Linked DNA regions of Homo sapiens: region 2 is linked to region 1. Evidence: chromatin loops called from intact Hi-C (ENCODE). Cell type or tissue: endothelial cell of umbilical vein. All regions are shown on one strand. Each heading gives the region's core, and the rest is flanking DNA. Links, peaks and the distances in the headings are about the cores only.

Region 1 (8,351 bases), core at 257-8,256:
GGAAAAAAACAATGTTTGGTTTTCTTCTCACCATGAATTCAAACAAAATACTCCTGTTTTTCGGGTTCTCTTTTCTTATTTGGAAAGGGAAATTAGAGAGAAAAAGTACTAATGGAAAAAAATGCTTTGAAGTCAGGAAAAAAATAAGCATTATTGTATTAATCTTTTACGTTCTTATGGTTCCTCAAATTGTCTATATATGTGCAAGCATGTACACACATACACATTATATTGATTTGATATATATATGTCTCAAATACATATATATTTGAATGTATATATGTATATGTATTTGATATACTTGAACATATATGTATATGTATATATACATTCAAGTGTATACACACATACACACACACGCACATTCATTTCATAAACATTGCCAAAATCTTACTTTGACTTCTGCATGGGTTACAGGATAGAAAAGTGGAATTTGTGAATCTACTCAAGAGCATTTGAACATCACAAAAATTTGCCATTATATTGATGAATTAATATATAATATTTCAGTCTCCACATCCCCTCCAAAGGTTGAAATATACAGATATCATGAGAGAGCACATAATCCCCAAATCTTGTCTTTATCACTTGCTTAGTACATGTATACTTTCTTATTATGTATTGACTAAATTATTATAAGAATCAGTTTGCACTCAAACACTAAGAAGCAAACTAGAGATAAATACACGGCCAAAAAAAAAGCCTTCTTGAAATGAAGTTGAGAGCTTATATAAGCCAGTCAAATGCAAATATCTTGTTTGTATATAGAGATATGAATATGTAAATACATAGGTATACTTTTTGTTTTAAAAGAATATGTAAATACATAGGTATACTTTTTGTTTTAAGACGAATTACATATATACAGGTTATATAATTACTACACATTGAATTCACTACTACTAACATTTTTATATTCCGAAAAAAAATGAAAATGAAAGTATTGCAAAATGGACCTCCTAAGAGGAGTCTTCAGTGGTTTTTAGGTTCAAGTCCTCACTTTAGAAACAAAGAAACCGAGGTCCAGAGAGTTTAACTGACTTTCATTTGAAACCTGAAATATAAGTCTATTTTTGCATTCCATTTCTAATAACTAAGAAGTCCGTCTGGCGATTCTTTAAATAGTAGTGTTATTTACGGCATCCACTTCATTCAAAGTGGTGTCCTTCATCTGCCTGGCAACTCATTTTCCAGAGTCATAAGGTTTCACCAATGCTAACCCCTGTCTGCAGTTTTTCCTCTGTTCCTGTGCCCATTCTTCAAAGGCTTGCTCAAATGCTACTCCTTCTTAATGATGTCTTCTTTGGTCCTCCCTGCTGGAAGCGATCTTTACCTCTTCTGATCCACTAGAGCAATTATCACATTCTGCCTTGTAATTCTACATGGCTTAGTAGAAGTGAATGGATGAGCTCTGAAGTTAAGCAGACAGGAGTTCAAATTTTGGTTTTGCTGCACACATGCAAATAAAATTTGGACATGTCTGTCAGCTTCTCTGAGCCACAGTTAAGTATAATTATAATTATCTTGCCTATATTTGTTTTTATCCTTGCTTTAACATGGTAACAAAACATATTAACTGGATAGATAAGTTTTAAATAAATGTCATACATTTAAAAAATATTTACTATCTTCAACGTACTGAACACTGAACTAGACTTTCCTAACACTTGAAAGTCACGTGGTCATTTTGTAACTGTATTTCCTATATCCCCAATCAGAACATTCACATCTTAAAAACAGGGACTACAGATATTATCATATAGTATGTATCACATAGCATCATGGTGCTATGGTGTGTATTTACAAAGTAGTGAAAACCTAAATGAATGAAAAATTATATTTATTATTATTGTTATTGGAAGATGGGTTGGCAAGTTGTCAGATAAAGCACTGTAAATTGTTTAATAGCTCATGCTACACAAGAATAAACTATTTTTATTACCAATGTTTATCTAAAAATGAGAAATAGACTTGTTCTCAAGATGTAATGAATGTATATCTTTTCACCAAGAAATATACATTTGATTCACTAATATATTGCATATGAAATTTTATTAAGTGACGTTAAGCTTTATTAAAGTTTCTACATGAATTGTCACAATATAAATACATCTGAGTTCTCTGCAAAAAATTGCTCAAAGAGAGAAATATGATTTCTACTGTTAAATATATCTATGATTTATTCTTCTCATATCATCAATCATAATTCCTTCAATACCCAAAGCCATCTAGTAACTATAGATAAATTACAAATGTCTGACACAGCTTGGCATAATGCTTTGCATACTTAAATGCTTCAACGCTCAAACCCTACAATTGTAAAGCAGTACAGTCAACATAAGCAGATTCATCTTTATGATGGGTTTTATTTTCTAAAAGGGTTAAATCTCAAAGAAGCCTTTGTTTTGTGACAAGTGTGATGTGAGGACCCTCAAAACTCTGATCTATCATTGCTCCTGTTTTTCCAGTTTCTTTCCTGGCATCATTTTTTAAGTACTTGCGATCCACGTTGGATTAACAAAAAAAAGACATTTGAGGTCGAGAGCTGTGGAGGTTGAGGGTGGGAGGGAGAAGGCTATTTTGAATCTTGTGACAGTGAGGTTTCGTTCACTAAGGAGCTCTCTGTGGGTTTCTGGCATTGTAAGTGTTTTGTCTGCTTGCAAGCGAGCAGCTGATGGATGGGGAAAATGTTCATTGATTTGTAGTGCCTGCACTGCAGCCAACCAGCACTAGAATGAGGAGGCACCATCATGAATCTCTCAACTATGCATATTTATATGCAGCTGCTGTACTTCTAAACCTCTAGTGAATACAAAGTACTTGTGTGGCCACCAGTTCACACAATGCCTTCCTGCCGCATGCTCTGATTTAACTACTGTATGAAAGAATAGACTTGGGGGGCTCGGTGGGTTATAGAAAGGAGAGGTAAGCACGGAGAGAGAAAAGACCTTTGCACAATTCCTTTTTCTTGGATAGTCAAGAGAATGAAATGAATGTGGGAACAAGTAGGGAACATTCTAATAAATGCTTTCCGTGCTTGAATTTCAAGTTCTGAAATTGATTAATGGAAACTAAATCCTTTTAAAGATGGTGTTTTCAGTGAGCAAGGCTTTGGGACTACATGATAATGATGTGGTTAAAATATGCTGGCACCACTGAAATCATCCCAGCACTGAGCAGTGTGCATGAGAAACTTCCTCCCCTGGGTAAACCACATCTTCAGTATAGAGAAATAGATGAGATGCTATACTTGGGTGAAGGGAGAAATAAAGAATCTTTAATAGCGTTGGGAAGAAAAATTAAGTAAAGTGCAGAATATGAGGTTGTTAAAAAAAAAGATGAAAGAGAACTCCATTTAGAATGGAAATGGGGCAGGAGGGGAAGTTTAGAAGCATAAAAGCTATAGGGCGAGGTTTGAGAGCTGGAAGCTAAGAAAAAATAAAGGGGTGCTGTGAGCAGGAAAATGAAATTAAAGGAATAAAAGAAACAAGGCAAAAGAATGATCAATGTGAGAATTCTTTCTTTCATATAACATAATCTTTACTTGAAATATAAAGACATATATTTAGAATTATAGATCCTAAATAGTTCTGTAAAAATGACTCAATTTTATTAGATTATAAAATTTAAAGCACAATAAATTTCTAAGGTTGGAGATTTTTAGATTTGATTAGTAGAGTTCCTTTTCCCAGCACTTAGAGAGAAAAAATTAAAGAGAGGAGAGGGGAATGGGGGGAAACTGAAAATAATATAGAGCTAATGCCTACTAGGAAATTATTCTCATTCATAAAGTCCTGAAGGCCAAATTCAGGCAAATGCTATGGACAATAATAGTCCCACAGGGCATCGTAGAGAAGCTCATTTTATTATAAGATTAGGCTCAGCTCCAAAATAAGCTATATCAAAGCAACATGAAATAAAAAGTCAAATTCAATACCTGGGTACAGTTTGATTTCATTATCAAAAAGAAGCTTTATGCCTTTCCATGTAGAGTTAAAACACTAATTCAGACCAAACTGCAGTTGCTCTTTTGACTAGAATATAAAATGGCCTTCATCCACATAATTCTCTCAGAGTCTTCTAGGCATATCTCCCAAAGGTGTAGGGATGATGGACTGAAACTTGAAAGTTATAATGCCAGAGCATAGTCAATGTTGGTATTATATTCTAGTCACTTAGCCATTGTTAAACATGTCCAGATTTTAGAAGCAATACATAAAACCTCAAAACTGATCAGGAGTTTCTTCTGGCACAGAAATTCTTACCTTTCAATAGAGTAATATTAGTCTCTGGGCTAGCAATGTACTCCACCCAGTGGTATGTCAGAGTAAAAGTGTCTTTTATAAAGGCTAACCCTGACCTAATTTCCTTCTATTTTTCAGCCCCAGAATTACAAAATGTTAGATAAACACATAAAGTGTAGCATGAATTTTCCTCTCCTAATGAAAAAATAGGAGTGATACATTCCCTTTTGTGAGAAGATCATGCCTTCCAATTTTTAATTAAAAATAAGTAAACGCTTTGGTACTGTGTTCATATATGAATTATAAATGAGTTAATCAACCTTCAAGTGTATACCCACACACACACATACACACACATATATACACACATGCATTGTTAAAAGTGAGCTTCTGAAGTCATATAAGAATGCACTGACTTACTATCATTTGAACTGAGAGCAGAGAAGTGCCATTTTCCTGAGAGTTTTTAATTATTTCCATAGAGATACCAAACCCCAGTGATTAAAAAAAAAAAAAAAAAAAAAAAAAAAAAACCAAAAAGAAAGAAAGGAAAACCAGAGCACCTATGACTTGAATGCATGGAGAATGGACTCCTCAGGTTTACAATAATACCTATGTAGAGGCTTAACAAGAATATCTTGTCCCAATTCTGTTGAAGTATCCAAAATCATTTCTTTATGCCCTTGCCCTAGATGGTAGAGCATACAGTAAATACAATGGAATTTTTCTTTTGTGATTTATCATTGTGATAATCAATGATCATTAGATGTCGAAGATACTGTGATTTGGGTAAACAATGTTCTGAGACTAGGTCTCCCCTGGGAAATTACATTGGAAAATTCTGGTTGTCATTTGCTTCTTATAAAGAATGAGCCAAAATAAAAACTGAATTACGATTTGGTTTTCTAATGCAATTTGGAATTTTTCCCTATTAAACATGAAAGCACATAAAAGGCGATGTTTCCATTTAATAGTATAGGAAAATGCAGAAAACAAATGCTTCAGGCTATATGGCTAGCGTTTGAAGAAACAATGAGATAATGTCAATGAGATAAAAACTATATGGTGGGTAACAAGCCTGGACTAGGTGACAAGACAACTTACTATTCTTATTCTAGATCTGTCATTAAACAATTACTTGACCTTAGGCAAGTCACGAAACTTCTGAACCAAAATTTCATCACATATGAAAACATATACCCCTCAAACTAGGTTATTTCCATTGCCAAGGAGAAAGAGGTTTAATAACTTCTAACTTTGTTAACATAATGAACCTTTTGAGAATCTAAAAAAGCTGATGAAATCCATGAACACCTTGCCTATGAAAATGTTCACATCCATAGACAGAAAGTGATTTGCATACAATTTTAGGGTTCTGTGAATGCCTTGAAACCTATTTATAGACCATACACTTCATGTAAAAAAACTTGGATAATCAATTATATACTTGTATATCTCAACCAATATATGAAATCATTTATTTCTGTCCTCAAGTCTCAAGCAGAGTATATAGCAGAGTTGGTACTCAATACAGTTAGAGCATATACAATTTTTTTAGTTATTTTAAAGTCAAAGCTATGAGTTAGAGACTTTAACATCATCCTCTCAATAACTTGAGTTCAAATGAAAAATAGAAACTAGGAACCACATTAATATTGACTCAACTCAGTGGATATTTACACTTTCCCACAGTTCAATTAGACAAAAAGAGAACATTGGAGAAGGTACTCATACATATACAAATGTAGAGAAGGTGGCATCTTTACTCAATTTTATAGTCATCTCTTTAGCTTTTATGCGATGTATTTGCTGCGCAATTTTGTCATCGAAAATGTAATTATTCCATCATCACTTCATGGAATGCAAAAATTTTTTCTTATAAAACATTTTCAATGAAAGGCAACATAAAATGCTTACAGTCATTGTTCACTAAGTACTTCTGCCATGGTTTGCATATGACAGCATCTGTAATATCATGTTTTCCAATCTCATCATACCATTGTGACTCTCATCAAATACACAGTCCTGTTCATTATAGCAATGTAGAAAACGAGGTACAATCAAAGCCCATTACCAAGTTGCTCCCAATTACACTGGACTCAGTGATAGAGTCCAAAGATGTCCCTGTTTAGAGTAATTTTCTTACTATTATCCAGAAAGACCAAAGAATTGACTCTACCCTGCCATATTACAGCACAATTACATTGCATGATCAAAGCAGATTTTCAAAAACTTAGCTTAACAAAGAAAGGAAGTCATTATTAGAAATAAATTTAAATTATGTAGAAGTTTAACCTTGGATGTTACCTAATTTTTTGAAACTGGTTTCTGCATGTGAAAAATGTCTAAGATAATACTAGTTTTGGTTTTTCAATCCCATCATCATCAATCTAAAGTATACAGCAACATGCCTGGCCACAAGTAAATATGGAATACGTGGTAACTGATATATTACTATTCTCAAAATTATGATTACAATCACACAACTAATTATGATCATAGCAGGACTTAGGCACCCCCAAATTTTCTTTTCCCTCCACAGTAAAATAAAAAACCCTGAAACTCTCTCTAATAGACACTGCTTATTGTAAATCTAGAACATCAACTAACCAACCTAATGTTTCAAAAATAATTATACATGACCAAATTTAGTTCCAGTATTGCTTAAAATTGTATTTAGTGTGTTCCTGCCTACAATGTTTGTTTCTAAAAGAAACAATGTAACAGTCACTATCGCTTGCCCTTTGCACTAAGTACAGCTCAAAATAGTTTCTTAAATTAAAAGACTGCTGAAATGTGTATAATATATTATAACTACAGTATCTGGTGTCTTTGAACAAGGATCTGGTAACAACAACCTTGACTCAGATCTTTGTGAAAATCAGTTTACTAGTTGTAACTACTGAGCAAGGTACCAGGACATTTTTGACACATTCAAAACCCTGAAATGAATGCAGTTGTGTTGTATATGTCCTTATAAGGCATCTGTTGAATAGCAAAACACCTGTACTTTAATTGATATTTAAATATTTATAGAAATGTATGATTACTTCTTAAGTGAAAAATTTTTTGATCCTCCTTTAGTCTTATTTATAGTAAAGAATTATAACAAAATAATGGTCAGACATTTCATATCATTCCAAATTACAGAAAGAGCTTGTAATTCTTCCTTTCATTAACATTAATATCTGTTATGTATAACTTTGTTTGTTTTTTTTAATCTTCTAAATCAAAGTAGAAACTGACAAGATTTGCTTTACTTTCAGTGGATTAAGATACTTTCGTTGCATAGAGCAATTTTGCTGATAATTCTTCTATAGAGTTGCTTCTCTCTTCTCTGAAAGATACAGGAATATTAGCAGAGGATTTGGGAGATGGGAACATTACTAGGGGACATAAAATGACTTGGTGATAAACTCCAACTGTGTCCTACTCCAGAGCAATAGTAACGTGGTCATTTTCCAAATTAGTCTAATTTTCCTGACTTTTGCTTTGTCCCCAATAGCATAAGGTGAGGAGTTCTGAAAAAATTACAAAAGAGGCTCTACGTTTATAAACATTATGAAAGAAAATCAAGGGTCATATATCTATCTAAATTGAAGATTAGTTTTGTAGAGAAATCCTGGCCTGAAAAATTAAGACAGATTTGAACTTCTTTTTCAGACTCTAGTTATCTCAGAGATTCACACTGATAGCTTGAGGAAGAAGACCATTCTCTAACACTCTTCTGATTTCATCCCTGGAAAAATGAACACTGGTACTTTATGGCTCCCATACCAGCTACACCAAAATAAATCTGTAGAAATAAATGCCAATGTGCAATGTACAGATAGTATCAGTCTTAAAGGATATATAAATAACCTCTGAATTATTACACTGCATCTTCAATATTCCAGCTTCACAACAAAAGTACCAGCCCAATGTAATATAGACAGTGAAATTACCCATTCTTTTCCTTTGTGTTCTGTGGATAATTATAGATATGAGGTGCTTTCATTAGTCCATTTGTTCAGTTATTTGATGAGACCTCAGCCTAACAATTGTATAACCTAGGCTCAGTTGAAACAACAGCTTTAGCAAAACTAAAAACTCAAAGACTTTTCAGAA
Region 2 (8,351 bases), core at 185-8,184, 150 kb before region 1:
CACTTACTGATCTTTAATATGAAAACAACAGCTGCTATGTGCTTGAGATTAGAAGTTAAAAGAAGGTCTGTTCAGTGGAAAATAATGCACAGCAATCAGTTCCTCACATATTAGCTCCCCTTTTTATTTTTTAAAAACTCTTCCCATTCTGACCTCAGCCTCCTCCATTAAGTTTTCTGCATCCGTGCGACAAGTCTGGGGCCATGGCTGCTCCTTGAGGCTGCTGCCTTTGAGGTGCTCTTGTCATCTAGAGTTTGAGAATGAAAGGCACGGATTAAAATAGAGTACAGTCTATGCGGGACATATGCCTGTGCACATGCGCACACGCACACACACACATACACACACACATCATAAGTCCAATATGCAATTGTTGAATCTTCTAATCTTCCCTTTCACAAATTTTACCTGTCACTATTAACATGGTTAGGTGATCCTTCGGCCAATTAGGGTATGGAATTCCTTTAACTCATGTTTTAATTCTGGTAAACTCAACTCTCCCTATTCCTTTCTTACCTTTTCATGTTAAGCTTCTAGGTGACATACACTAAAAATTTTAAACAGATTTCCTTGAAGGTCTTTCCCATTGTTTGACATACAAAGGTACATCTTCTCTTAGCAATTCCACAGCTCTCTGTGTTGCCATGGATATTGTGAATTCAATATCTGTTCCCAAAGTTATGTTTCTTTCTTTGTCTTAAACAAAGGGCAGCTATTTAACTGATTGAAATCTTCCAAATACAACATGCAAAAGAAGTAGCTGGTTTTCCAAGCCAGCAAGATTTAAGCCCTGAGTGAGCATTTTGGCATTTAGTAGAGTGGTAGCGGTGTTTCCTGTCATATGGGTCTGCCTGTGACTCCAATGGAACCTTTTAATGTCAGCTATAATTCAGGGTATATAAGAGCAGAGAGAGGAGTGTCAATGAACTGGCAGACAGTTCTCAAAGCTGAGAATAAAAGTACCCACCTAATATTTCTGAGAACAGAGGTTTTGAAATTGAAATTCTGTGGATTCCTAATTATAACAGAAGAAATTTCAGTGTGACTTAAAAATTATTAGAGACTCAAGGAAATAATATGACTACAAAAAGTTTCATGTAGTATATATAAAATACATAACTATATATCACATTGTTATATTTTTTATTTTGAAAATGCTCTATGTGTACAACCTTCACTATATTTTCTTTAGTGTTATGCTAAAGATAAAAAATAAAATGAGGACTTGGTAATCCTCCTCAAGGTATGGGTGACATACACTGGACTTCCTCTACCACACAAGCGGTGCTTAGGAGTGTGCCAGAGGAGCTTGGAAGGGTTAAAGTTTTGTCTGTGACACTGAAATTGAGGCCAGCTGTAGGTCATATTCACGTCCCAGTCACAGGAAAATGAACCTGTGAGACAGAACCTAATTATCTGCTAAACCAAAAGCCAGTCTCAGTTCAATAACTTACGACAGAGCTAGCAGCCAGATATAGTGTTACCATGGCAACTTTGGAACAAGCTCCACTGCAGTTGAGAATAAGGAGGAAGGGAAAGAGAGTGTAACCCTAAATGTGCTGTAGCCGTTTGATCTCCGACAAGTGGGTCCATCTAGGAAACCAGGTTATTCTGTATGTGACTGCCATTGTCTATTCACTTTCATATCTGCTACAATTATTGAAAAGGAAAATGCAAATACAATGTCTTCCCGGCTTAAAAACGATTCCACTCTTTAACGGCTAAATGGGAATTAATTTTAAAGAAAAAAGTATAAGCTTCCTCTTTCTCCTCCTTCATGCCATCCCTAAATACACATAAAGCAGGACACAAAGGGTGAGAAATCTTGAATACCTCATCATTGTCATGAATGAGGTTTGTGTCCATGAAATTCACTGTCAACCCTATTTTCCTCTGCCTTGCAAATGCCAAGATATTTTAAGGAAAAACTTTCAAGAATTGAAGGAATACCATTTGCTTTTCTAAGGGGTAGGAGTAGAACTGGAGAGTAGAAAAGAGAAATTTTTTTTTCTGCGGATTCTGCCTAAACTTTCAAGTGAAATAATTTCCTTGGGATATTGAGATAAGAAGAATCAAACATTAGAGAAAGGAAAAAGCCCTGTCAGGTTGGTCATCTTTCTTCTTGCCAGTTCACCTTCATAGTTCCTTCTGGAATATCACTGGAATTTCAATTTAGGAGATGATATGGCTTTATGCACATAAAAACTTCAGAAACCAGTTACCATGAATACTGTGACAACAGCATCTCACTAAAAATATTAGCAGGTAAGAAACAAGAGCTTATCGTACAGCCATATGCACTTTGAGGAAGAATTCAGAAATACATTCCTCTATCTCTTTTTCATTCCCAATGGAGGCAAATCATGCTAAAGCTTGTCAGTTACAATTGTTGGATTTCAACATATTTGACAATTTTGGTATATCATTAATGATGTAATAAGACACATGTAGCACATAATGTTATCACTTGGGGTTGCTATCCAGCTGTAATACCAAATTTGAATCACATAGATATCTATGTATAAACATATAGATATAGCAGTGTGTTTCTTTATGTATAACTCATAAAATCATTGGGTTTGGAATAAGGAGAGAAAGGAATACAGAGATGAATAATATCCTTTTCATATGCATGAATAACTTTGCAGTAATGCAAATGAGAAAACACAAAATGGAAAGTAGTTTTCTTCTAGCAGAAATATGACTAAGAACATAGCCTGAAATTTGCCAATAAATTAGACTCACTTATGATATCTGTGGATTTTCTTTAAGATGTCACATCTTTTAAAAACACTTTACCCTACCCTATTATATTATATATTCAGTATATAATTATGTAAATATGGAAATCCACAACTTCAAATTCCTTTAAACTGCCACGATGCAAGAAAGGGAGCTTTAGGATTGTACGACAGAAGGTGTGTTGAGATGTGGGGGCAGAAAAGCAATACAAAGGGCAAAATCAAATTTCTGATTAATTTCCAGGTAGAAGTAACCTAACCTCTGCTTATGACCCTAACTTAATTTATTTTCAAGTAAATGAAGCCAGAAAGTATACCCCTTTCTAAGATAGATGTTTCTGAGATCAGATCATTAAAAGGCTCGCAAAGATGCCAACTAAAACAATGAAGTTCAATACATTCTTTGGATCCTGTTACTCCTAATATTAGTTTTTCTCTTAATCTTTTCACTTACATAAATTAGTTAGGAAAGTAAATGAAGCAATTTTATCAGAAGAACATCTGAAAGAGCTATTGATTTAAATGCTTTTACATTTTAGCCTTATCACACATGATTACCTTGCAGATATGAGTTTAGTAATGATGCAAAGCACCAAATTTCACTGGATTCTCTGTTCCACTTGAATTCTTGGGAAAGATACTAGAAGCACTAACAAATAAATCATTCTTTTTTTTCTCTTGGTGTGTTTAGTCAATGATTTTGAAAAGATGTGCCACGACAGTCTTTCTGAACTGTTTCTTCACACATTTTCTTTAGCACCATCATCAATATTTCTTACAGGCTTGTGGGTAGGTGTGTCTCTGTGTGTTTGTGCTTTGTGTTCTGTTGTTGTAGTGTGTTTGTTTTTAAAAGTCTCGCTGTCACCCAAGCTGGAGTGCAGTGGTGCGATCTTGGCTCACTGCAACCTCTGCCTCCCAGGTTCAAGCAATTCTCCTGCCTCAGCCTCCCAAGTAGCTGGGAGTCATGCGCCACCACGCCTGGCTAATTTTTGTATTTTTAGTAGAGATGGAGTTTCGCCATGTTGGCCAGGCTGGTCTCAAACTCCTGACCTCAGGTGATCCACCTGCCTCAGCCTCCCAAAGTGCGAGGATTACAGGCATAAGTTACTGCGCCTGGCCTGCTTTGTTTATTTCTAATTATAATCTTAAAATACTAAGTGCGATCTGTGTGAAGCATATGCTCCAACCCGCATAAAGGCCTTGATATGTTCAATTAACATTAAAAAAATGTAATACAATAAATTGTAGCTGAAATTAATTTTACAACTTAAAATAATTTGCTTTCCATATGGAAGGTATTTAATGTATTTGTTGACTAAGTGAATAAATGAGCCTATCTGCTAAGGATCAAGTACTTGATTATCTGCATAAAGACAGAAGAAAAAGTAAAGTCTGAATGAAACTTAGGAAAAACAAAAAAGACTATGTCCTATGCTACCCCTGGATAAGCTCCATGAAAAAAAGATTCCAGTTTTCAAGGAATCTTGAAAAGGAAAAGAAAATCTAGAACAATAGTTATTACTATTGTATCTACAATATTAAAATGGACTAGAATATTCTAGAATGTATGAGAATTTAGTGTATAATAAAGGTGGAATTACACATCTCTGATTTTCACTCCCTCCCCTAGAGGTTGTAAAACTAGCAGTGAAATAGGGAATATTTGCCTATATTCAATTTTCTCTTTTCTCTCTAGGACACTAACGACCACTAGTGTAAAACTAGGAGTGAAATAAGGAATATTTGCCTATATTCAATTTTTTCTTCTCTCTCTAGGACACTAGTCTCTTCACTGACCCCAGTCTAGAAAGTATCATGGTGTTCTATATGATGGATGACTACCTTCAGATCATATCCTAAAGTCTTCTCTATTTGATAGTTAACTATGATAAGTTCTATGATCCAGGTCTCTAGGATTAGGCTAATATTTCTGGCCATGAACTTTAGAAATTAAAAGTAAAACCATTTTTTTTTCTTGTGAGTCTATCTCTTCCAAACCAGACCAATTTGTTTAGAGCTCATTACACTTGCTATAAGTTTAAAAAATAATCTACCAGTCACTTCAAATCTTCTGTTTATTCTATTCTTGATTGCATCTTCCTTCCCATGAAAGAAAGAAATGTTATAGATCAAATGAGCGGAGAACAATAGAGCAACAGCATAATGTTAGGAGGTAATTATTTTGGTTTAAGTTTTCCAGATATCATTCAACTATACAGTCAATCACTTGACTCTGTTAATTCTACCTTCTAAATTTTCTCTGATCCCTCTTTGCCTTGCTAATCCCACTGCCATCACCTTCATTCAGGCCATTATCATCTGTTCCAATGAATATACCCAGGGAATCACTACATATAATTATATGTATGTGTATTTATCAACATAGTAGTGTTTATATTAGTTAAAAATAAGGTGAAAGTAAATTCAATGTACACCTGTGAGCTGACTGGTTAAATAAATTATATTAGTGTATCATAAAACAATAACATAATAAGCATATGATAAAATAATATGTGGCAAAGTATTCAGTATATAACAATTGAAAAACAAGTTACAAAAGATTATAAAAATATTGAGTGCATGTATGTGATGGTGGAGAGAGATAGAGCACATGAGTTTACATTGTATGATAATAGGAGATATTCTCTGGCTGATGAGACTAATAGTTGTTTTTGTTTTTCTATTTAGTCTGGAATTTTTCATTTTATAATTTTATAAAATGAAGATTTGCTATCATCGATCTCTAAGAGTTTGTTACTTTTTCTTTTGTCCTTCCCCAGACTTTATTTTGTAAAAAACCTAGTTATCTTTAGATAATGTGAAAATATCTTAAATTGTTTTAAAATGGTTCAAGACTAGTAGGCTTAGTAACATTGGAATAGGTTTAACTGCATTTGCAACCAGTAATATTATCTTTCCAGTTGAACATGGAAGTGTTCTAATCTTTTCAGGATATGAATCACCTGTATAAGACAGGTGTTAAAATGTGTCATAAGATATGTTATAAAGAAATCTGTACATCTTTCTAAGCAAAATATATTATTTAAGGAGAAGGTTGAGATAAATGTCCTCATATTATGGTTGGGTTCATTTATTATCAGATGCTTCAAAATTGTTGATGTTCACTATGACAGGTTGATAGTTTTTCTTCAATATCTACTGCTTTTTTTCTTCTGATTTTTAGCTGGGTAAATAACTACCTAGAATTAAGTCTGCATTTTCATGCACCCCTCCGCTCCAAAACTTTGTGTAACTTGTGATTAAGTTCTAAGGACATAGTAGATTCTGTTTATAAAAATCCAAATTGTTTCCTTAAAAGGGAGTGCAGTGCCTTTATTTTTCTCCTTGCATTTCTACTAGAGCAACAAGATGGAAGCAACCTGATCCCTAACTTCAAAAGTGTTCAACTATGTTTCTAGAAGAATGATTTCTGAAGCTATGTAGTCATCTCTAAATTTTTCACTACTGCTTCAACAACTTCCTGTGGTGCCACATTCACACCATGCCTAATATCAAAGTTCTATTAACTGAAATACAAGTGTAAGAGGAAGTTAATGCTAATTCACAAAAGGAATATGATGATTCTAATTCTTTTAGTATCAACAGGTAGAAAAACTTTATGAAATCTTCTCTGCCTTTCTTTCTTGCCACAAATTTCATCCCTATGCAATCTACTCTGTCATTAAATACTTCCAATTGTAGATTCATGAACTTTCTCCCATTTACTTCATACTAACTGGCCCTAGTAGTTCTTAATTTTGGGTGATTTTAGTCTTTGAAAATATTATATACATGGTTAGATCACCTTTTCCAGAAAAAAAATAGACATACACTCAAAATATTACATGCACTCTCATAGGAATATAAAACCCCAAAAGTCTAGGGGCATGTGAAATTCATGTTAGGAAACCCTGGTTTATATCTCCATTTTTGTTCTTCCTACACATTGCAATAGTCTTTATTTCTATCTAATAATCCCTTATATTTTCTCATTTCAGCATTCTCTATCCAACTCTTTCTCAATTTGTGTGTTAGCCAGTCATCTAGGAGCTTTTACAAAACACACCTGCACATTCTCTACCCCAGACCTAGTGAGTCAGAATTTAAGGGGTAGGAAAAATGGTGTGTCTACATAAAGCTTGCTCAGTAATTCTGACAGGTCCTCTGGATTGGAGTATTAAGCCATATTGACTGGAAACAGATTAATCTTGCACTTTACATCCTTGCGTCTGTCCCCAAATATTTAAAAGGTCCTCAGTGCCTACTCCATTGTAAAATTGCACAATCCCCAGGACAACCTCCCTGAACTCTGTAGCTACTCCATCAACTGATTTCAGCTTACTTTTTATTAGGCACTCAATTACTAACTTTCCAACAATGCACCTAACTTTGCAACAACATTCATTGCCAAACATAGCCCAGCTTTCCTGTTCCTGCACATTTGTATATACTGTATAGTCTCCCAGAAACCCAAGCCCTTCCATCACTTTCTCTAGAAATCCTTCCTATCTAGGGACCAGCTAAATGCAGCCTCCACCAAGGAATTGTCCTTGATTTTCAATGACTAAAATAAATGACTTTTCAGGCCCAGCGCGGTGGCTCACGCCTGTAAACCCAGCACTTTGGGAGGCCGAGGCAGGCGGATCATGAGGTCAGGAGATCGAGACCATCCTGGCTAACACGGTGAAACCCCATCTCTACTAAAAATACAAAAAATTAGCCAGGTGTGGTGGTGGGAGCCTGTAGTCCCAGCTACTCTGGAGGCTGAAGCAGGAGACTCGCTTGAACTCAGGAGGCAGAGGTTGAAGGGAGCCAAGATCGTGCCACTGCACTCTAGCCTGGGTGACAGAGCGACTCCATCAAAAAAACAAACAACCAAAAAAAAAAACAACAACAAAAAATGCCTTTTCTAGAATCCCAAAACATCAGAACGTTGTGTTTACATCTCCTTTGTGGATAGATCACTTTCTGACTTGATAACTTTTTTGTTTTTTAAACAAATTCTCATAAGAACGTATTTTGTAAAGAAAGAATTCTAATTTTATTTTGTATTTCCCACCTACGTAGCATAGGATCGTGTTCTTTTTTCTTTTTCTTTTTCTTTTTCTTTTTTTTTTTTTTTGATGGAGTTTTGCTCTTGTTGCCCAGGCTGGAGTGCAATGGCGCAATCTCGGCTCACCACACCCTCTGCCTCCTGGGTTCAAGCGATTCTCCTGCCTCAGCCTCCCGAGTAGCTGGGATTACAGGCATGTGCCACCATGCCTGGCTAATTTTGTATTTTTAGTAGAGATGGGGTTTTTCCATGTTGGTCGGGCTGGTCTCGAACTCATGACCTCAGTAGGATCATGTTCTGTATAGATTATGAATGAATGAGTAGATGGATAGAAGGATGAATAAAAAGATTTAAGGGTTGGGAATCCTGTTTGTAACTGTGTGTAATTTCACTCGTTCATAGGGCTTTACAAAATAATGAATTTAACAATCAAAGTTTATCTGTTTAAAATTATGATTTGAGACAAAGTTGAGGACTAACAATGAAGATGAAGAGAAATCATCACAAGGCATTGTGGTAATCCCTCCATACTTAAAAAAGAGAGATAGGTAAGGTTA

The links. A loop is a pair of places that touch in the nucleus more often than their neighbours do. Peaks named below come from ENCODE experiments on the same cell type or tissue, not always from the same donor. Only the 100,000 strongest peaks of a DNase experiment are listed, where the experiment ranks them.
Region 2: a loop joins it to region 1, with 2.1 times the contacts of the local background. A loop is called at or near these places in 13 of 110 quality-filtered maps.

The regions. Positions count from the first base shown.
Region 1 is chr21:16,450,531-16,458,881 of GRCh38, reverse strand. All of the region lies in intron 5 of MIR99AHG (mir-99a-let-7c cluster host gene), which reads right to left. Among named protein-coding and RNA genes, the nearest start is that of MIR99A, 84 kb to the left of the region's middle. In endothelial cell of umbilical vein, for the core only: no CTCF peak of the experiment used is centred there; a DNase peak (open chromatin) is centred at 4,381.
Region 2 is chr21:16,598,890-16,607,240 of GRCh38, reverse strand. It overlaps MIR99AHG (mir-99a-let-7c cluster host gene), which reads right to left. Exons shown (of 10, transcript NR_136541.1): 7 at 154-247. Among named protein-coding and RNA genes, the nearest start is that of MIR125B2, 13 kb to the right of the region's middle. In endothelial cell of umbilical vein, for the core only: no CTCF peak of the experiment used is centred there; no DNase peak of the experiment used is centred there.